Regions from separate parts of the Mus musculus genome. Here regions 2, 3 and 4 are each linked to region 1. Evidence: chromatin loops called from intact Hi-C (ENCODE). Cell type or tissue: heart. All regions are shown on one strand. Region 1 holds the start of Tmem17 (transmembrane protein 17). Region 2 holds the start of Zrsr1 (zinc finger (CCCH type), RNA binding motif and serine/arginine rich 1). Region 3 has its middle 2.9 kb from the start of Cct4. Region 4 overlaps Gm12052 (predicted gene 12052).

What was found. A loop is a pair of places that touch in the nucleus more often than their neighbours do. Peaks named below come from ENCODE experiments on the same cell type or tissue, not always from the same donor. Only the 100,000 strongest peaks of a DNase experiment are listed, where the experiment ranks them.
Region 2: a loop joins it to region 1, with 2.7 times the contacts of the local background. A loop is called at or near these places in 9 of 42 quality-filtered maps.
Region 3: a loop joins it to region 1, with 2.2 times the contacts of the local background. A loop is called at or near these places in 8 of 42 quality-filtered maps.
Region 4: a loop joins it to region 1, with 4 times the contacts of the local background. A loop is called at or near these places in 13 of 42 quality-filtered maps.

The regions. Positions count from the first base shown.
Region 1 is chr11:22,510,098-22,515,097 of GRCm38, reverse strand. Tmem17 (transmembrane protein 17) reads right to left here and starts at 2,815. Exons shown (of 4, transcript NM_153596.3): 1 at 2,515-2,815. The coding sequence starts at 2,614. In heart, a CTCF peak has its summit at 2,630; a DNase peak (open chromatin) is centred at 2,377; H3K4me3 peaks cover 1,256 bases; H3K27ac peaks cover 1,363 bases.
Region 2 is chr11:22,967,117-22,972,116 of GRCm38, reverse strand. All of the region lies in intron 1 of Commd1 (COMM domain containing 1), which reads left to right. Zrsr1 (zinc finger (CCCH type), RNA binding motif and serine/arginine rich 1) reads right to left here and starts at 112. Exons shown (of 1, transcript NM_011663.3): 1 at 1-112. In heart, a CTCF peak has its summit at 2,452; a DNase peak (open chromatin) is centred at 26; H3K4me3 peaks cover 371 bases; H3K27ac peaks cover 160 bases.
Region 3 is chr11:22,985,173-22,990,172 of GRCm38, reverse strand. No RefSeq gene overlaps it. Among named protein-coding and RNA genes, the nearest start is that of Cct4, 2.9 kb to the left of the region's middle. In heart, a CTCF peak has its summit at 2,674 (motif pointing left); no DNase peak of the experiment used is centred here; H3K4me3 peaks cover 317 bases; H3K27ac peaks cover 390 bases.
Region 4 is chr11:22,615,595-22,620,594 of GRCm38, reverse strand. Gm12052 (predicted gene 12052) reads right to left here. Exons shown (of 5, transcript NR_166746.1): 3 at 4,106-4,194; 4 at 2,765-3,238; 5 at 2,103-2,274. Among named protein-coding and RNA genes, the nearest start is that of Gm12052, 6.4 kb to the right of the region's middle. In heart, no CTCF peak of the experiment used is centred here; a DNase peak (open chromatin) is centred at 2,834; H3K4me3 peaks cover 595 bases; H3K27ac peaks cover 503 bases.

The DNA.
Region 1 (5,000 bases):
AAAAGGTCCTTCAACAAGAATTTTTTTTTTTTTTTTTGGTTTTTTTTTGAGACAGGGTTTCTCTGTGTATCCCTGGCTGTCCTGGAGCTCACTTTGTAGACCAGGCTGGCCTCGAACTCAGAAATCCGCCTGCCTCTGCCTCCCAAGTGCTGGGATTAAAGGCGTGCGCCACCACGCCCGGCAAGAATTTTTTTTTTCAAAAAGGTTTATTTATTATTATATGTAAGTGCACCATAGCTGTCTTCTGACACTACTATCTGAAGAGGGCATCAGATCTCATTACGAGTGGTTGTGAGTCACCAGGTGTTTGCTGGGATTTGAACTCAGGATCTTTGGAAGAGCAGTCAGTGCTCTTACCTGCTGAGCCATCTCACCAACCCCCTCAACAAGAATTTGATTATAAAAATTGAACCCTAAAAATACATTATAAATTTAACTACATTCTTATTTTAAATTGGTTGTTCTAAATGTAAGAATTTAGAAATTACAAATTCCTTGAGACTGTTTTTTGTTTTTCTCTGCATAGTTTTTTTTTTTTTTTTAATTGACATTTAATACTTTTAAAACAATCATGGGGTTGGAGGCTGGGAAGATGGCTCAGCGGGTAAGAGCACTGACTGCTTTTCCAGAGGTCCTGGACTTAAATCTTGCACCCACATGGCAGCTCACAACTGTCTGTAACACAAGCATACATGCAGTCATACAAGCATAAACGCCAATGCACATAAAATAAAAATAAATAAATTAATGAAAAATTCATGGTCTCTAGAAGCAAATTAAGTTTTAAGAGCAAGGCTGACTATTGTGGTCTGCTTTTTCTTGCTTTGACTTCTTAAATTATCCCAAATATAGGAATGATTTTTTTTTTTCCAAGTCGGGGTTCTTTGTAAAGGCCTGGCTCTCCTGGAACTTGATCTGAAGACCAGGCTGGCCTCGGCCCCTGCGTGCTGGGAGTACAGGCATGCACTACTACCTCTGGGCTAGGAATTTTTAAAATTTGTTAGCGCTAAGGAAAATCCACTAGGATTTTTTTCATTATTATTATTTTACTTTGGGCAACAGTACAATTCTTGATCCATTGTGGGTGTGATCTTACAGTCAGATTCGCCAAGAAGAAAACAGGAAAGTAATTACACACTAGCTAAGCTGATACTTTTAGAACCTTTAGAGCAGAAACTGTAGTCTTTTTTTTTTTTTTTTGCAAAGAGACTGAAGCAGGAATATTTCAAGATCAAAGCCAGTCTGGACTACTTAGAAAATTTCAGGATAGCCCAGGTACTTCTTGATTGCATTGTAACCAAATAAATTTTGTTGTTGTTTGTTTTAAAGGCTATGGGGATATAGCTTGAGAAGAGTGGCTGTTTAGAATGTCAGGGTTTTGATTTTATGTAGGCTCATGTCCATACTTCAACACATCAAATTTATACAATTGAAAAATCAGACCAAATGAAGAGGAACCACAAGGCACAAGGTGTGAGTTCATTAAATTTTACAAAAGTTCCAGTTAAGTTCTGTAATGAGATAAAATTTAAGTATTATATAATTGGTCAGACAAATTTTTCTGACCAATTAATTGCCTGTCTTGGCAGAGACAGTGAACTTAAACAGCTTTTCTCACGTTTGAATGTCTGGGAAAACAATATTTTCTGACACGTAAGAACCATAAGAAATTACAGGGCTGATGTCTTTACCTAGTTCTATTGCTGTCCACACCATCACGACTATCTAGGCTGCTGAGGCTCTAAAGAACTTCAGAACAAATGTCACCCCCGCCCCCCCCACACACACTTTTTTTCCCAGAGACTTTGTATTATTCGATTTTAGTGCCCCGTACGGCTCACACTTTGAATCGGAAACACGAAATCCTAATTTTACAGGCTTTTCTCCATATAGCGTAAATTACACGAATGACCAAGGTGACAACATGCAATGATGGCAAGTGGTTTGCTTTTCAATGCCCTATTTAAGAAATAAAAATAAAAATAAGAAAGCCCAAACCAAGCCATCGAAAGGATTTCCAATTCCTTGATTTCAAAGGAGACAACCATGTATGCTGTCCTCCTGATTGAGGAGGCAGAAGCTGGAGTTAACTCGTTGGTATTTCGTTTTTAGATTTCGGGAGGAGAGTTTTTTATACAGGGAGAAAGAAGGAACAGGCAGAGGAAGGCCTTGTCGGTTTGGCAGCAGCCGGTCTTGCTCTGCTAGGAGGGGTTTGGACACAGCCCGGTTTTGTGTGAGCCGGCGGCTGTCACGCTGGGGACTCAGCGGGGACCCGCGTGGGGAAGAAGGCGTTCCTGATCCGCATCCTGATCCGCTCGGCGACCGCGCCACCGGGTGCAGTAGCTGCGGCGGCGGAAGCGCGTGGTCTCCCGGGTCCGCCGCAGGGCCGTGGTTTCTCCCGGGGCACAGAGCCCTGGCTGAAGCCGGAGCAGCCATCTTTCACCCGGGCACGGCCTGTGCGGCCTCCCGCCCGCGAGCCACACCCCCGCGTGGGCCTGCGCCCTCGCCACTCACCGGCCGCATCACTGGACTCTGGCCCGGTGCGGCTGGAGTCGCCGAACACGGTGAGGCTGAGGTTGCTCAGGCGCTGGCGAACAGGGTCCGGCAGCTCCATGCCTGGCCTGCCCGCTGGCCTCTCACACACCCGCTAGTCGGCGGGCACAGCGGCGCGTGGCGGTTCCCTTGGCAACCGGGCAGTGCGGGGCCCCTAGGGACCTGGTACCTGGGCTTCCCCGAACGCTACAGAATCCTCCAGAGGCTTCCCCTTGGAGAGGCGAGCCAGGGCCACGGGCCCGCAGCCTAACGTGGCCTAGTGCTGCTGAAAATGGCGGGTTCCTCCGTCTTGCTTTAAAGCCGCGTCGTCTTAAGATGATCACAAGTAATAAGCCATTCGGACCTGGGCTGAGCCACAAGGAGCTCTCACACCATAGCAATTCCTCTGCAAAATTGGTGCACCATTTCTTGAGGGAAATGGAAAACGAACATAGATATTTTAAAAAAATGCCCTTGACATTCTTTTTATTATTATTAGATATTTTCTTTATATACATTTCAAATGCTATCCCGAAAGTTCCCTATACCCTCCCTCTGCCCTCCTCCCCTACCCACCCACTCCCACTTCTTGGCCCTGACATTCCTCTGTACTGGGGCATATAAAGTTTGCAGTACCAAGGGGCCTCTCTTCCCAATGATGGCCAACTAGGCCATCTTCTGCTACATATGCAGCTAGAGACATGAGCTCTGGGGGTACTGGTTAGTTCATATTGTTGTTCCACCTATAGGGTTGCAGACCCCTTCAGCTCCTTGGGTGCTTTCTCTGGCTTCTCCATTGGGGGCCCTGTGTTCCATTTTATAGATGACTGTGAACATCCACTTCTGTATTTGCCAGGCACTGGCATAGACTCATATGAGACAGCTATGACAGGGTCCCTTCAGCAAAATCTTGCTGGCATATGCAATAATGTCTGGGTTTGGTGGCTGATTATGGGATGGATCTCTGGGTGGGGTATTCTCTGGAAAGTCCATCCTTTCGTCTTAGCTCCAAACTTTGTCTCTGTAACTCCTTTCATGGGTATTTTGTTCCCTATTAGAAGGAGGAATGAAGTATCCACCCATTGGTCTTCCCTCTTCTTGATTTTCTTGTGTTTTGCAAATTGTATCTTGGGTGTTCTATGTTTCTGGGCTGATATCCACTTATCAGTGAGTGCATATCTAATGACTTCTTTTGTGATTGGGTTACCTCACTAAGGATGTTCCTCAGAAAATTGCCCTTGACATTCTTAAGAGGGTGGATGAGCCAAGCATACCTGCTTCAGAAGACAGGGAAATAACTTAAAAGTATTGAAAGCAGTTGTTTCTGGAATATAGGTGATTTTAAAACTAAAAATATCAGCCTTTCCCTGCTTTCTCTTAAGACATATCATTTTAGCATTTAGAAGGCAGAGACAGGAGATCTCCAGTTTAAGGTTAGCCTGGGATACATTGCAAAATCCTCAAAAACCAAAACAAACCATTAGGTGTAATAGACATAAAGAAAAGCACAGTCGGATGTATTAGGTCCCAGGTCAGTCAACAGTATCATCATCTCCAGGAGCTACCCTTTCTCAGTTGCTTGTGAAGCAGTGGCCTGTTTTATACTTTATAGTAGACTGATTGCACATTCAAGTTTAAAAAGAAAATCTGACTTTGCTGTCAACATTTTTTATGAATTTTCTTTCATGTTGATAAGTTCCTGTGTAATTTCTACTTAGGAGCAGTTATGACAAGTGCCACTCTTGGTGAAAATGCTTGTTGATGAACATACATGTTTATGTTGAGTATAACATACACATTTATGTAGAGTGTAACCTACATGTTTATGTTGAAACATACATGTTTATGCCAGTGTAACATGTTTATGTCGAATGTGTCCGGGGAAGTGCTGAGGCAAGTGGTATGTAAGACCAATTTTATTGGGATCTGCCAAGGCTTTCTCAAAGAGGTTTCAGCAAACTCTCCAGCTATATTCGAACATTCCTGTCACTCTGTGAGCTTTACCAAGACTTATATTCCACTCTTCCCTTTTAATCTTTCTGGTAAAGGGTTCTGGGCCTAGAGATATCTCAGTGGTTGCCAACACTCATTGATCTTGCAGAGGACCCAAGTTCATTTCCCTTTACCCACATGGTGACTCACAACCATCTCTAACTCCATCAGAAATCTCTTTCTGATCTCCAAGGGCATCGAACACACAAGTGGTGTACAAACAAAACTTCAGGCTAAATTCGTGTAAAATGAATAAATCCAATTTTAAAAGTCAAGATCATGGCAAGCAGTAACATTTTACAATTCTTTTCATAAAATATAGTTCTTGTTCTGAAGGGAGTAAGAAAGAATCTATTCTGAGCTAACTATGAGTGCCTGTAGCCTGGTAACGTGGATTCAGGTCATCCTAATAATGTTTGTACTATTAGAGAATGCAAGATAGCCATAATGCATCTACTAAATACATTACTGGCGAT
Region 2 (5,000 bases), 460 kb before region 1:
TTGCGGGTGGTTATCTGCAGTACGGTCCGCCTGCGCAGTCATCCAGGTATCTGCAGTTATCCGCAGTATGTCTGATCTGCGCAGTTACCCTGTAATCTGCAGTTACGTCTTTACTCCGGGAAAGGCAGGCCTGCGCAGTACGATTTACTGCTTTTTTTGTCTCCGCCCCCTGCAGTGGGAGTGCTCCTGCAGTAAGAATGCTCAGCCCTGAGCCGGGGCAGGCTTGTCTCACTGCAGGGCACCCCTCCATGCCGGTGCTGGCAGCTCACCTTCCCGGGCTTGTTTATGTGGGTGCTGGGAATAGAAATTAAGTTCTTATATTTGTTTGTCAAGGGCTTTACCAGGTAAACCGTTTTTCTGGCTTCAGCTCCTCACTCTTGTGGAAAGTAAGGGGTTTTGGTTTTGTTGTTGTTTTGTTTTTTAAATATTGAATGTGGGCCTGGTGTGGTGTCGCACGCCTTTAATCCCAGCACTCGGGAGGCAAAGGCAGGCGGATTTCTGAGTTCGAGGCCAGCCTGGTCTACAGTGTGAGTTCCAGGACAGCCAGGGCTACACAGAGAAACCCTGTCTCGAAAAACCAAGGGAATAAAAAATTGAATGTGTTTTGTTTTTTGCAAACACATTCCTTTCATTTGTTCTGTAATGTAGTTTTGTGGGGTATTCACCAGAGAAGACTGCTCAGACAAGTGTTTAAGCCAAGAAAAAAATCTTTTATTTTTGTTTGTTTGTTTGTTTGTTTTTTCAGAGACAAGGGTTTTACTGTGTAGCTGTGGCTGTCCTGGAACTTGCTCTGTAGACTAGACTGGCCTTGCATCATGCTATGTTTAGGTATGATCCCCATAGGCTCTTATGCTTGCACAAGCCTATAGGGGCCAGGGAGTAGAATGTGATGGTTTGTATAGGGAGTGGCACTGTTAGAAGCTGTGGCCTTGCTGGAGTAAGTGTGTCATTGGCTTTAAGACCCACATCCTAGATGCCTGGAAGCTAGTCTTCTAGCAGCTTTCAGATGAAGATGTCAGACTCTCAGCTCTTCCTGCACCATGCCTGTGTGCTACCGTGTTCCTGCCTTGATGGTAATGGACTGAACCTCTGAATCTGTAAGCCAGCCCTAGTTAAATGTTGTCCTTTATAAGACTTGCCTTGGTCATGGTGTCTATTCACAGCAGTAAAACCCTAACTAAGAAGAAAGCTCTGCCTGCCTCTGTGTCACAAGAAAGAAGGTAGATACCTGTGTATAGCAAAAGTTATATTTTATGCTGAGGGTCATCATACAAGGTTCACACTTTAAATTTCTAAATATGGTCCTAAGTCTTTATCCCCAAGGTGCTCACCTGTGTGATGTATCTTAGCTGGAGGTCAGGTCCAGTCTTACAGAAGTCTCTGATTTGAGGGTCAGGATCCTGGGGAGACTGTCCAGCCACAGGGTTCATCTAGGAGGTATCACTCCAGATATGCAGAGCAGTCCGCATCATGGGGTTTATACCTGTATCAGGTTCTCTTGAGTGTGTGAAGTTGCTGGGTTCTGGGTATCAGACACAGTGTTGGCTGTAGTGGAGGTCCTGACTAAGCTATTTTTACATGTGTAAAGACTTTTAAAAAAATACTATACTGATTACACTGCTTCCTGAGTGCCGGGATTAAAGGGCTACAATGCTGTCACTCAGCTAGAAAATCTTTATTAGGCTGCTGGTACTACACTGTGTGTTTGGGACTGCAGTGCAACACTGAGCCTTTCTCAGGGTGACCTTTTAAGCACCAAAACCATATCCTAGGTTGACATATTTCAGTTAACAAGAACATCTAGCCAGAAGCAGAACTAGTCAGAAGCAAGGTCAGTTCATTTAGAATCTTTCCCATAGCTTATGGGCTTTAACTGATTAAATCTTTGTTTTAATTTTTGGCAGGTGGTGCTGTCTGTGTGCTGAGTTTTATGGCCTGAATGGCACTTCCATCATGGAGTCAGTTGTGTTAAGGTCTGGGTCCCTCTTATAGAGAAAGATTTTACTCTTACAATATGGTTTGGATAATGTAATTAAACATTAGTAAAAATAGATTTAAAGAGTACCCCCCCACACACAAGAAAATTAAACAAATCCAGGCAGTGGTGGTGAACACCTTTAATCCCAGCACTCAGGAGGCAGAGGTAGGCAGATCTCTGAGTTTGAGGCCAGTATGGTCTGTAAAAGTGTCCGAACAGCCAGGCTATACAGAGAAACTGTGTCTCTAAAAACAAACAAACAAACAAACAAAAAAAAACCTGTGAGTTAATTACTTGGGATACAGTCTCAGTCTTTAATATAGATTGGCCTGGGACTCCACGGGTAGCCCAGGTAGGATGTGAACTTGCAGCAACTATCTTGCACGAGTCTCTTGGCATGACACAGTCCTGAGGTAAAATATGGGCGTACGTTTAGGTTTTAGCTGTAATTTTATTTTTCTACTGTAGGCGGCAGTAGAATATTGGTTTGCTAATAGCTGCAGGACTGCATAAAGATGTCTAAATGTTTCCTTATTCTGGAATGTTCGAGGCAGAAAATACTTTTGCTGGCTATTCAACAGTAATAATTTTGTGTATAAAAACATCTAAACATTTGGCTTGGCATTTTGAAATTAAAATTATTTTTAATAAAAAATTTGTTTCAATGGGTCTGGCGAGATGTCTTAGTGGTTAGGAGCTCTTTTTGCAGGCTGGCAGTGGCGGCACAAGCTTTACAAATGCATGGATGACAAGTACATGTCACATACAGATGGATAAATTAATATAGTAGAATTTTTAATTATAAAATTAAAAAGAGTGGGAGCCAGACGGTGGTGGTGCACGCCTTTAATCCCAGCACTTGAGAGGCAGAGGCAGGCGGATCTCTGAGTTCAAAGCCAGCCTGGTCTACAAAAACAGAAAAACAGAAAGGAAAAGAAAAGTGCTTGTTGCTCTTCTAGAAGAGCCAGGGTTGATTCCCAGCACACAAATGGTGACTCACAACCCAGTGTTACTGCAGTTTTAGGGGATCAGAGGTCTTTCTGGTCTCCAATTGAGGCAAAACATTCATACACATGAAATAAACAAATTTAAAAATTAGAAAAAGAAATTGTTTCAACTAATTCTTTCATTAAAAAAACAAAACAAAACAAATTCCACAGAATTTTGCATAGCCAGGCACAGTGCTTGTACACGGCTGCAGTCCTAGAACTGGGGAGGAAGGAGGAGGAGGATTGGAAGATGAAAGTCATCCTAGACTGCAGCCTGGGCTTGCTTATTTATACGACTGCCTGCCTATCTATCTATCTACCTACCTATCTATTGATCTATCTATCTATGTTTTTTTGAGACAGGGTTTCTATGTAAAATCCCCCCCCCCCCACACACACACCCACACCCCTCTTTCTCTCAGGTTTTTGTTTCTCTGTGCAGCCCTGGCTGACCTGGAACTCATAGTGATCCTCCTGCCTCTGCCTCCCAAGTGTTGTACTCAAAGGTGTGTGCCACCATGGCCTAGCTTTAAAAAGTCATTTTTATTACTATGTGTGTATGAGTACTTTGCCTGCATGTATGTCTGTGTACCGTATTCATGCCTGGTACCCACAGAGAGCTTCAGTTCCCTTGGATCTAGATGGTTGTGAGGCATCATGTGGGTGCTGGGATCTGAACCTGGTTCTTTGTAAGAGCAGCCACGTTCTTACACGCTGAACCATCTTCTCTAGCCCTACACTATTTCTTAACAGAGAACCTGCCATTACCATTTACGACTTTAAATTTACCTTTCTTTATCCAGAGCATATTTTGCATTTTAGAAAACAAATTATTATTAGTTTATATGAAATATAGCCATGTATTCAAGTCAACATCATTGTATACCTCTGGACTTTGTGAACATCAGTGAGACAGACTATTTCCTTGCCCCTTGTACCTGTATATTCAAGGAGTGGCTACATATGGGAGCATCCTGACAGTGAATATGAATACGCACATAAAGATGAAAGCAAAAATATAAATTAGCCTTTTTACAACTTTCTTTGCCTCCTGTAGAAGAATTTTAATCCAGCAACATGGCTGCTCTGGGAAGGGATAACATCCAAAGACCTAGTTCTGTGTGCTCTGGCTAGAATGCAGATGCACTCCACACCTTCAATCCCAAACAATGCACATAAGATTAGTGTGCAGAGGAAGCAGCACTAGTGTTTGAAAGTGATGTCTAATTGAGAGGCAAAGTGGTGAATCAGAGAAAGATTTGACGGAATGAGTCAGAGATAGGATATTCCCAACTCCTGTGAGAACGCACGGGAAATAGAAGCTATTTAAGAGCAGTGCAGGGAGAGGAGTCCGTCAGGGGTCAGTGCAGTGAGTGCAGCACAGTGGACTTGAGTTTGTTCCTGAGTTCATGCAGTCAGTGTAGGTCAGCAGAGGCAGCAGAAGCCAGACAATAGGAAGGAGCTAGAAGATTAGAATAAATTGCCAGAGTTAGTTTGATGACAGAGCAATTCAGTTAGAAGCCGAGAGAAGTCAGATTGAGTCAGTCAACTTGGAGAGGAGTTTTAGCCAGAACGGCAGAGTTGAACTAGCCAGCCAGAGTTCAGAAAGAACTAAAAAGGATAAGATTATTCAACAGTAAGCCTCTGAGACAATTATATCAGGTGAATAAAAGTTATTTTTATAACCTCCATTTCTCATTTTTTAAAAATATACTTTGTGTGTGTGTGTGTGTGTGTGTGTGTGTGTGTGTGTGTTAGTACTGGTTGTTCTGAAGCTCAATATGTAGACCAGGCTGGCCTCAAACTCACAAAGAACCTCCTGACTCTGTTACCTCCTGTGCTGGAATGAAGAGTCTGCTGCCATACCTGGCACATAGTGACCGTCTTATTTAGGATTTCCATCACTGGGAACAGACACCATGACCATAGCAACTCTTGTAAAGTAAAACATATAATTGACTTACAGTGCAGAGATTTTATTCATTATCGTTATAACAGGAAGCATGGCAGCATGCAGGCAGACATGGTGCTAG
Region 3 (5,000 bases), 480 kb before region 1:
ATCCAGTCTGCCTTCTAGTTAAGACCTCTTCCATAAACATAACCACTGACTCTTAGGGAACATAAACATTCTAATAACTGATTAATAGTTATCTGCTGAGCAAAGTGTGAAATCTTTACACTCTTTACCCCCCCCACCCCACCCCCACACTAATCCTCATAATCCCATGAAATAGGTGTCATCGTCTAGACTTAAAGGATGATGAAGCTAAAGCCCAAGGTCAACCAGTAAGGCAGTGGAAGCCAGTACAGAGCCAGGACTCTGTCCTTAGGTAAACTTCCAAGGTTTCTATAATCATGATCATTGACCACCAGAGTTTATATAGGTAATACTCATTCAGTGGTAGTTCACAGTTAATAATTGAGAGCCATAAGGTGCCAGATGCCTGCGGTAGGTTAACGAACAATTGTTTCATGGACTTAGTCCTGTAATTATGAGAAGCATTTACATTCATTCACTCTATTAAGACTAAGATGAACTTTTCAAGCCTCCCCTTGGGGGACACGTCTTTTTCAAAGACCAGTTTACCCCTCCCTCGAAGCACACAAATATTCTATGGTTGTTGAGACAGCTGACTTATATGAAGAGAACAGGTACTGGTACTGTGGTGATTTGAGATGTCTCCCCTAGTTTTAGACATTCAAATACTTGGTCCCCAGTGGGTAGCTCTGATTGGAGAAGCTTAGGAGGTGTAGCCTTGCTGGAGTAAGTATATCACTGGAGGCTGAGTTTGTTTCAAAAGCTACCAGCCAGTTTGTGCTCTGCTTCCTCTTCACAATATGAGATGTGAGCTCTCCCTTCTCCATGCCTACCTGTTGTGAAGCTTCCCTGCTGTGCTTCCCAGTGATCATGAAGTCCTAGAACCATAAAACCCCTCAAAACTCTTCCCTCTATAAATTGCCTTCCTTGTGGTTGTGGTGTGTTTTTTGTTTGTTTGTTTGTTTTTGTTATAAGGTTTCACTGTGTAGCTTTGACTGTCCTGAAACTAACTCTCTGTAGACCTCAAACTCCCAGTGATCCTCCTGCCTCTGCCTCCCAAAAAGTTTGGACTAAAGGCTGGTGAGACCACCACCCGGCATGGTCATGGAGTTTTATCACAGCAACAGAGAAATAACTAACGCAAGTACTCTGACTTCTCCTGCTCTTAAAAGCAGGAGACAAAACAGCGATCTGAAAGAGACCTTCACTGTGCCTGCAGGAAGACATGCTTCTCCCCGGGGAAAGGGATGAAAGAGGTGCAAGCCAATCTCTGCTGTCTGTCGTGCTGGGGAGCTGAATTCACTGCCCACCCAGGGCAGAACCTCATGCACTGACGTCGCAGGGAATTCTTTTTTTTTTTTCTGTAATAGTTGGATTTATCTATGGTTCCATGGCTGAACAGCTTGGGTGGACTGTCTGTATAGTTTGCTTTCTTGTCTTTGTTGACATTTCCTCCATGGCCCCTCTGTTGCTGACATTCCCTGAAGTGGTTACCCATTCAGACTTAGGCACAGAAGAGAAGAAATCAGGGGACAGAAAAATTAAGAGGCATGCTAAAAATAACTGGCTGGGGGCTTTCACGATTCAACACCTGCTTTTGTTTCTTGTAAGGTAAGCTGAACTGCTTTCGCGGCAAAACACGACCTTAAACCATCTATGGTCTTACCAAAGGGGGTGGGGTAGTTAGCTCAAGCCCCTTTGTCATAAGACACTTTAGTATCTCTCTCTCTCTCTCTCTCTCTCTCTCTCTCTCTTCAAGACAGGTTTCTCTGTATAGGCCTTGGCTGTCCTGGAACTCACTTTGTAGACCAGGCTGGCCTCAAACTCAGAAATCTGCCTGCCTCTGCCTCCCGAGTGCTGGGATTAAAGGCGTGTGCCACCACGCCTGGCTAGTATTTTTCTCATCAACATATGATTTCTGGCTCAAACTTTTTTTTTTTTTTTTTGGTTCATTTCCTCCTGAAGCCTTCTATGTCATGTAAGACTTAAATTTATATATTCTATTTATCTCTCTTTGTTGGAAAATTCTATCCAAAGCTGGGCAGTTAGTGGCGCATGCCTTTTATACCCCTGCTCCTCCCACACTCAAGGGTTAAAAACAATCAAACTGGGGGCTGGAAAGGAGAACACTTTAGAACACAGTTTAGAACACTTGTTGCTCTTACAAAGGACCCAAGTTTGGTTCCCAGCACCCACATAGATGGATCACAGCCATCTGTAACCCAGCTCCAAAGAATCCAACACCTTCTTCTGACATCCATAGGCACTGTCGATATACGGTACACATGTATACATGTAGGCAAAACACTAAAAAAAAAAAAAAAAAAAAAAAAAGAAATTGCTGGGTGTGTGCCACCACCACATGGCCCAGTTTACATTTTAATGTTTATAAAAACTATTACTTCCTGCCTGGAACCATTTGCTGGCTATTTGGCCGTGATTAGTGGGAAACCTGTGTGGAAGGAAGGAGAACTGCTTGTTAGATGTCGGTTTCCCTTGGGGCTGATCTTCTGGGTCTTTTCCTTGTTGCTGCATTAGAATATTCTCTTAGTGTTTGCCCAGGTTTGTTAGCTATAAAACCTGTGATTTGAAATTTAATAAAAGATAACTGTATTTTGAGCCTTTTGTTTGAAAAGCATTCTAAACTGCAACTGGAGCCAACCTGCAGTTGCAGCTATGGCAATAGCAACCCCTGGTGGCAGAAGAATGAATTTCTTTTATTGATCAACCTAGTGATTTGGAATTGAGGTAGGCCGGGCTGGCAAGGTTCTCTGTCCAGTGGTACAAGTGAATTTAAAGCAATTAAGAAAGAGCAGGTGCCAAAATTCTATCAGCAAAAATATGTCTCAGTGAGTACTCCCTCTAAAGCTAAGAAATGGGGCCTGGCTGGAGAGCACCTGGGTTCAATTTCCAGCACCTACATCCAGTGGCTGTAACAAAAATTTAAGAAATTAAAAACTACAAAATAGCTTTTTTATGTGTTGCATGACAACAAGAAATAATTTGGTCACGGCCTTCCAGGTAGGAAATTTACAAGTTATCTACTTAGTGGTGGCATTTTGTTCCACCTGCCACCTTCTCCCTTCCATCCATTCTTTGCAACCTCGTTTTTTTGTTTGTTTGTTTGCTTGTTTGTTTTGTTTAAGACAGGGGTTCTCTATATAGCTCTGGCTTTCTTGGAACTACTATGGAGAACAGGTTGGCCTTGTATCTGCCTCCTGGGTGCCCCACCACTCCTTGCCTCTTTGCACTCTGTAGGCACATTTAACACAAAAGTATAGTTTGTCTTTAACGTTGTTTTTCTTGGATCCACAAAACATTTTTGAAGATGCCTTTTAGAAAATCACTTCTTTGGAAAGGTATACCTCAAAATTTTTCTTTTAAATACAAGCAAACCATACATAGGTAAACACTAATTAAAATAGTCTAGACCAATGGTTTTCTTTAGGTTGGTACTTTCTTGAAAGGATCAGTTTAGTTGTCCCCCTTAATACAGGGGTAGGAATAGCCAAGGTTAAACAGAGGTCAAGCTGGGCAGTGGCGGCGCACGCCTTTAATTCTAGCACTTGGGAGGCAGAGGTAGGCGAATTTCTGAGTTTGAGGCCAGCCTGGTCTACAGAGTGAGTTCCAAGACAGCCAGGGCTATACAGAGAAACCCTGTCTCGGGAAAAGAAAGAAAGAAAGAAAAAACAAACAAACAAACAAACAAACAAAAAACAGAGGTCAAGAATATAACACATTCTGCCGTGCAGGGAACATTTATGAAGGTGAAAAACCCATTTGTGAGTTATTGGAGCCTAAATTTAACCCAATTTTACACACATTTTAAGACTTATGTATTTAAGTGGGTGTTTGCCTGGATGCATGTATGTGTATCACGTTTGTGCTTGGTGCCCAAAGAAGTTAAAAGATGGCATTAGGTTCCCTGAAATTGGAATTGCACATGGTTTGTGAGCCATCATGTGGGTGCTAGAACGGAACCTGTGTCCTCTGCAAGAGCAACAAGTGCTCTTAACCAATGAACAATGTTTCCAGCCTCCTAATCACAGATTTTTAGCTTGGTTTTGATACACAGAACAGATCTCTGGCTTGCAGTGACTGTGTAAACTGAAGGAAGAATGTTTCCTTTTGTAACCTTCGCCCATCTTTATTCACATTTAGAAACATCATGCTAACAACAGCAACCGCTTTCCCCTGGAGTTTGGGCTATTACACACCCTTGTTAACTTAAATTCCATGTAACGGTACAAGCACCTGTGTAAGGTTTATACAACACACGTGTGGAGAGCTTTTGGGGCCCACCATCTAGGAACTTGGCAGGACTTTGACATTGGGCTAGGACAAGGAAGTAGGCTCAGGATGAATACAGCTGAGGAGTGTGTTCTTTGTATGGTGATGGGTCTTGTTAAAATCCGGAAACCAGTAATCGTGGGACTTTTGTTTATGCTTTGTGTTTGTTCCTTGACCACATTGTTTATGCCTTAGGACTGACCATACTCTGTGTATGTACTTAGAATGCTATCAAAGCAGACTGGAAAAAACCAACCTGCTGCAGCCTCAGCACTGGCTGAAGTCATGTTATAATGTTGTCTAGTTGTCCTTTCCTTTTCGACCTTCACTCCCTCCCTGGAGGCCCCATTGACTGACTGAGCTGGCTTAGTCAGACACAGCTAGCATTTTGAAGTTTGGGGTATAAAACTCTACCTCCCAATCAATTGTGTTGGGGGCAAAGAGGTTCTTGTGCTCACAGATAAGCACCAGGGAAACCAGGAGTGTTAAACACAAAGGTTTGTTTCTTCAAAGAAAGAGATATACCATGTTTTCTGTTCAGAAGGCTGGGGTGGCTAGTAGCCTTGGTGACCTCTGCGCTGTCTGTATGGCCAGGGCACATCTGGCTCGCCCAGACTTTTATGTTTATCTTAGTCATTCTCCCTAGACCCTTTTCATGAGTGCTGTTTCTCTGTCAGCAGAACCTATCTTTATGGAAGAGGTCACATGTACTTTGAAAAGACTTTCAATGT
Region 4 (5,000 bases), 110 kb before region 1:
AAAACAGAATGAATGAATGAAATAACAAAGTGAAGATAGCATTACACCAGTGGGTTGCTGGTGGGGGAAATCACTGCTACATTGATCTAAAAAAGAGTTGGGCTATTGCCCTGAAACCCATCTTGTTTGGCTTCCTGTCCTACTTAATGCTTTGGAATATTTTTTTTGAAGAGCCTCTCTTAAAGTATGATTTAAGGCTTACCACGGGATGAGTTGACTTTTTAAAATTGAAGTATAATTTTTGGACAGTAAGATGTATTTGCTCTAAGTGTCCTGTGTAATCACCACACAATCTGGTTTTAAAAGTCATCACCTCAGACTGACCCTCTGTCCCTTGTGGCTGGTCCCCAATCCTAGGCTCATCTCTGGTCTCAGGCAATGGGCCATCTTTCTGTCTCTGTGGATTTGCCTATTCTGTAACACCATTTTCATACAGAGCTGGCTGGCCTTGAAATCACAATGCCCCTGCCTCTGCTTCCTGATACCGGGTGTGTGCCACCAAGCCTGGCTAGGTTTGCATCTTAACAGGTTATGATAAGTGGAATCAAGTGACACTCAGTCCTCTGTGTACAGCGTCTTTCAGCCAGTGTGGTCTATGCATTCTGTATGAGATCTGTTCCTTTTGGTTTGTGGATAATAATCTACTCACATACATTGCATTTCCATGCACTGTTGACCATGGGTTCTGGGCTGTAGCTATTATGTACAAAGCATGTATATTCGTGTAGGTGGTTTTACATACATGTATTTAGTTATCTCAGTTGAATCCTTGTTGTGGACTGGATCTAATGCTATTTGTGTTAATTCAGTTTCCCAAATCACATGGGAACCTGTACGTCTGTCTGTAAGACTCTGAGGGTCCTTGCCCACAGTTGGCTGTAATTGGTAAATAAAGTTGCCAGTGGCCAGTGGCTGGACAGGGAGACAGAGGGGGGAACCTTAGATTTTCCCGGCAAGGGAACCATGGGGAAGCAGGAAAGTCATGCCTAAGAGCTGCAGGAGACGAAGTGTACAGCCATGTAAGCATCTGGGTAGTGACCCAGCTCCTGGCTGCTTAGGGCATATTAAAAATGAGGCTGTGTGTGTGTGTGTGTGTGTGTGTCTTTCATTCGTGAATCTAAAACATTTGGGCAGTGTCTTAGTCAGGGTTTCTATTCCTGCACAAACATCATGACCAAGAAGCAAATTGGGGAGGAAAGGGTTTATTCAGCTTACACTTCCATACTGCTGTTCATCACCAAGGAAGTCAGGACTGGAACTCAAGCAGGTCAGAAAGCAGGAGATGATGCAGAGGCCATGGAGGGATGTTACTTACTGGCTTGCTTCCCCTGGCTTGCTCAGCCTGCTCTCTTATAGAACCAAGACTACCAGCCCAGAGATGGTCCCACCCACAAGGGGCCTTTCCCCCTTGATCACTAATTGAGAAAATGCCTTACAGTTGGATCTCATGGAGGCATTTCCTCAACTGAAGCTCCTTTCTCGGTGATAACTCCAGGTGTGTCAAGTTGACACAAAACTAGCCAGTACAGGCAGGTATCGAGGAGTGCGCTGTGCGAGCACCCGCAGTGGAGTTTAGATCGAATGAACCTTCTAATGGCTTCAATCCCTGGCAGCTACTCCTGGGAACACAGTGCCGAGTGATCCGGTTATGTATGCTCAGTTTTAAAAGAAATTGCCAAGCTACTTTCCAGGTTGGGTATGCCATAGAGTCCCTCCAACAGTGTGTGCGGACTGGGCTTCTCCAAGTCATCAAAAAAGCAAAATAAACAAACAACAACAAACAAACAAGAAACTGCTTGCCCCTGTCACTTTGACTGTAGCTGCCCAGCAGGTGTGAAATCTGTTCTTCGTTGCTGTTGTTTGTTTGTTTGTTGCATGTCTACGGGCTAGTCTTTTTGATGTGTTCCTTGTCTTCTCTGCTACCCTATCTAAGAATTTGCCAGCAATATTTTAAAGCTCAGGAGATGGCAGATAAAACTCCCTGGGGATGGAAATGGGGTTTGTCTTGTTCATTAGCCACTTAATTCTAAGAACTCACTACTGAGTGGGAAGCAACACATTACCTCAGTGCTGCTGCTTTTTTAAAAAAGCTACAAACTCAATACCTCAAAACAGCACACATTTATTCTTTTAAAGTTCTTGACACCAGAGTTTGGAATTTCATTGGGTCCAAATCAGTCAGGGGAGACTCTGGGCACTGTAGAGGGAATCTGTTCTCTCCTGACTCTCTCCTTCTCTCCTCAGGTCCTCCTGCAAGATGGCTTGCCTTCTGTTCTGTAGTGAAATAAATATTCCTTTACCTCACTTCCCCTTTGGTGATATACCTGATTACATGTAGAATCTACCTAAATAATCGAGGGTAACACACTCTAGGTTTCTTTTGCCATTTAAAGAAACTTCCTGGGATTAGGCCGTGAATATCTCTGGGGTATTTCAGCTGACTACCCCAGAGATAGGTCAGCAATCTGTCTGCATGAGGAGGCCTCTGAGGTTTAGGTTTGGAGTTGGTTGGTTCGGACAACGGTTCCTGTTGAGGGGTCTTCTGGAGGCTCAGGTAGGTCCTAGAGGCATGCTGATTTGGGCTCCATAGCCCTTACGGCTCCTCTCACTCTTTTTCCTAGAAACAAGAGGAGCGGACAGCACTTGGGCAGCCACCGGGTGGTGGAGGGGCCTCTGATGGTGCCCAACATCCTGGCCCTAGTCTTCTACCACCCACGCTTACTACACAGCAACCCCTTTCCCATCCCCATCTCCTTACCCTTACCCTTACACTTGCCGCCCCTTGGGAGTCGGCCACGCTGCAATCTCTCAGGTGGCCAGCAGGGGTCAGCATCCCCGCGCAGAGGGTCTCGAGGCTGCGATGGGTGGAGCAGGGCTCGGTGGTGTCCTCCTGCCACCTCTGGTACAGGTCCTGAGTACAGCCAATGTGTCTCCACTGCTTACCCGCTCTCTTCTCTTCGCTTTCCACCTACGAGAAGGCGGCTCCCTCGGGGTCAGCTTGGAGGAAGCTAGCCTCCACAGAAGAGCCGGGAAGGAGGACCAGAGGCACCGGAAGCCCAGAGGCCTTCCTGAGAGCAGGAAGCTGTTAGATTTAGAATGAATTTTCTCCCAAGTGTCTCAGATTGTTGGCCAAAGTTACTCTGATTCTAACGTCCCGTGGTTCCTCGTCCAGCTGGTGGGTTTGGGTGGAGCCTGGTGGAATGCTTGGGCCAGTGCCTCGGGTCTGCAGTAAGAGAGCCTGGCAAAGCCAGGCATTAAAACCTCAGCCCAATTACGTTCTTTTCCACTTGTGTCCTTCCTAATTAAAGGAGGCCCTCTTGATGCCAGCATGGAATGCTGCAGACAAGGAGAAACTAAATTCTGGTCTCGAACTCAACAGCCTGTCTTTAAAGCAGATTCATTATTCACGATGAATAAAAAGTAGCTATAAACACTTGTGTATGGTGGTATGGATATACATTTCCGTAGTTGGGAATGTCATGTGTTTTTCTTGCTTGTAGAATTTCTGATTGAAAATCTTTAAGATAGTTGGAAAACAACACAGGTATCGTGGACTGAGTGGTTGTTTTGTATCAGGCAGAATATGTGTCTGAAAGGGGCGGGAGGGTCTTCCGGTCCACCCTGACTTTGGGAAGCTGCAGCATACTAGCTCTGTAGGGCATTCGGTGCTGCAGCAAAGACAGCCCTGAGAGAGACCCTTGGTGGATGGCCCTTTACTGTATGCCTGAAATCTGCATCAGCTTGGTCTAGGAGGCTTGTCTCTTTGGAATTTCTTTGTGGTGACATGGTCAAATCAAAGACATGCAGAGCCAGGCCCCGTCTTAGCTGTCCTGGGTTGCATCTAACTGAGTCCCCCATTTCCCTGACCATGTTTCCTGACTACCTCAGTCTATGGAATGTTGACTTTGTTCTTCAGCTCATTTTCTTCACCTTTACAAGAGATGTTTGTAACAGAGTAAAGCGGGGCTAACTAACACTTTCTAGTACCTCAAACAATTGCCACACTGCCAGATATACTTGTTTCACAGGATCATCTGCAATGCTAAATTTCCTTTTTATGTCATCCGTGGAAGCTCCTAACCAAAGGGGGATGGAGAATACTCACGAGTCTGAGTGATGTTGCATGTCATTGTGTGGTCTCACTATAAGCACTTCTGAGGGCTAAGCTTTCTCAGGTCCTGATGAAATAGCTCTCTAAGACAAACAAAGCAACAAAACAACTCATAGAGCCAAAATACTAACAATCAGCAACAACAGGCTCGATATTGTTAAGGTAAGTTACTGAATGCTGACATTCACAACAGAACATAGACAAGTATCTGTAATTAACCAGGTCAAAAAAAAAAAAAAAAAAAAAAAACCTGTTTACTTTCGCCTCAGGAAAGACTTTATTTATTTATTTATTTGTTTGTTTATTTGTTTATTTATTTATGTGCACCAGGCTAGGAATAGCATTTACTGCCCTGGAATGTTCTCATTCAATTCTCATGACACACGCGTGTAGAAATGATTGGTGTATACATATTATACGTGATGAGCAGATGAGCTTCTTCCCCCCCCCCCCCCCCCCCCCGAGACAGGGTTTCTCTGTGTAGCCCTAGCTGTCCTGGAACTCACTTTGTAGACCAGGCTGGCCTCGAACTCAGAAACCTGCCTGCCTCTGCCTCCCGAGTGCTGGGATTAAAGGCATGGCCACCACTGCCTGGTTCAGATGAGCTTTTGTTTTCTTTGCTTGCTATAATTGAGATGAGCTATTGATAGGGAGTCCACGCACAGCCACCAGTGAGGGTGGCTGCTGAGTTTTGGTCTCTCAGTCATCCAGCTTCTTGGTTCTTTCTGTCGCAGTGTTTCCACATTTTGTCCAAATGTTTGAGAGTCATCCATCACCTTTATCCACTAACCCTCTCTCTTTCTATAATACTAAAGAGTTCACCATTATGTTTCCTTTCCTGGAGGATCCTGGGCTTCTCACCTGAACAGGGGACGGCACTGTATCTTCT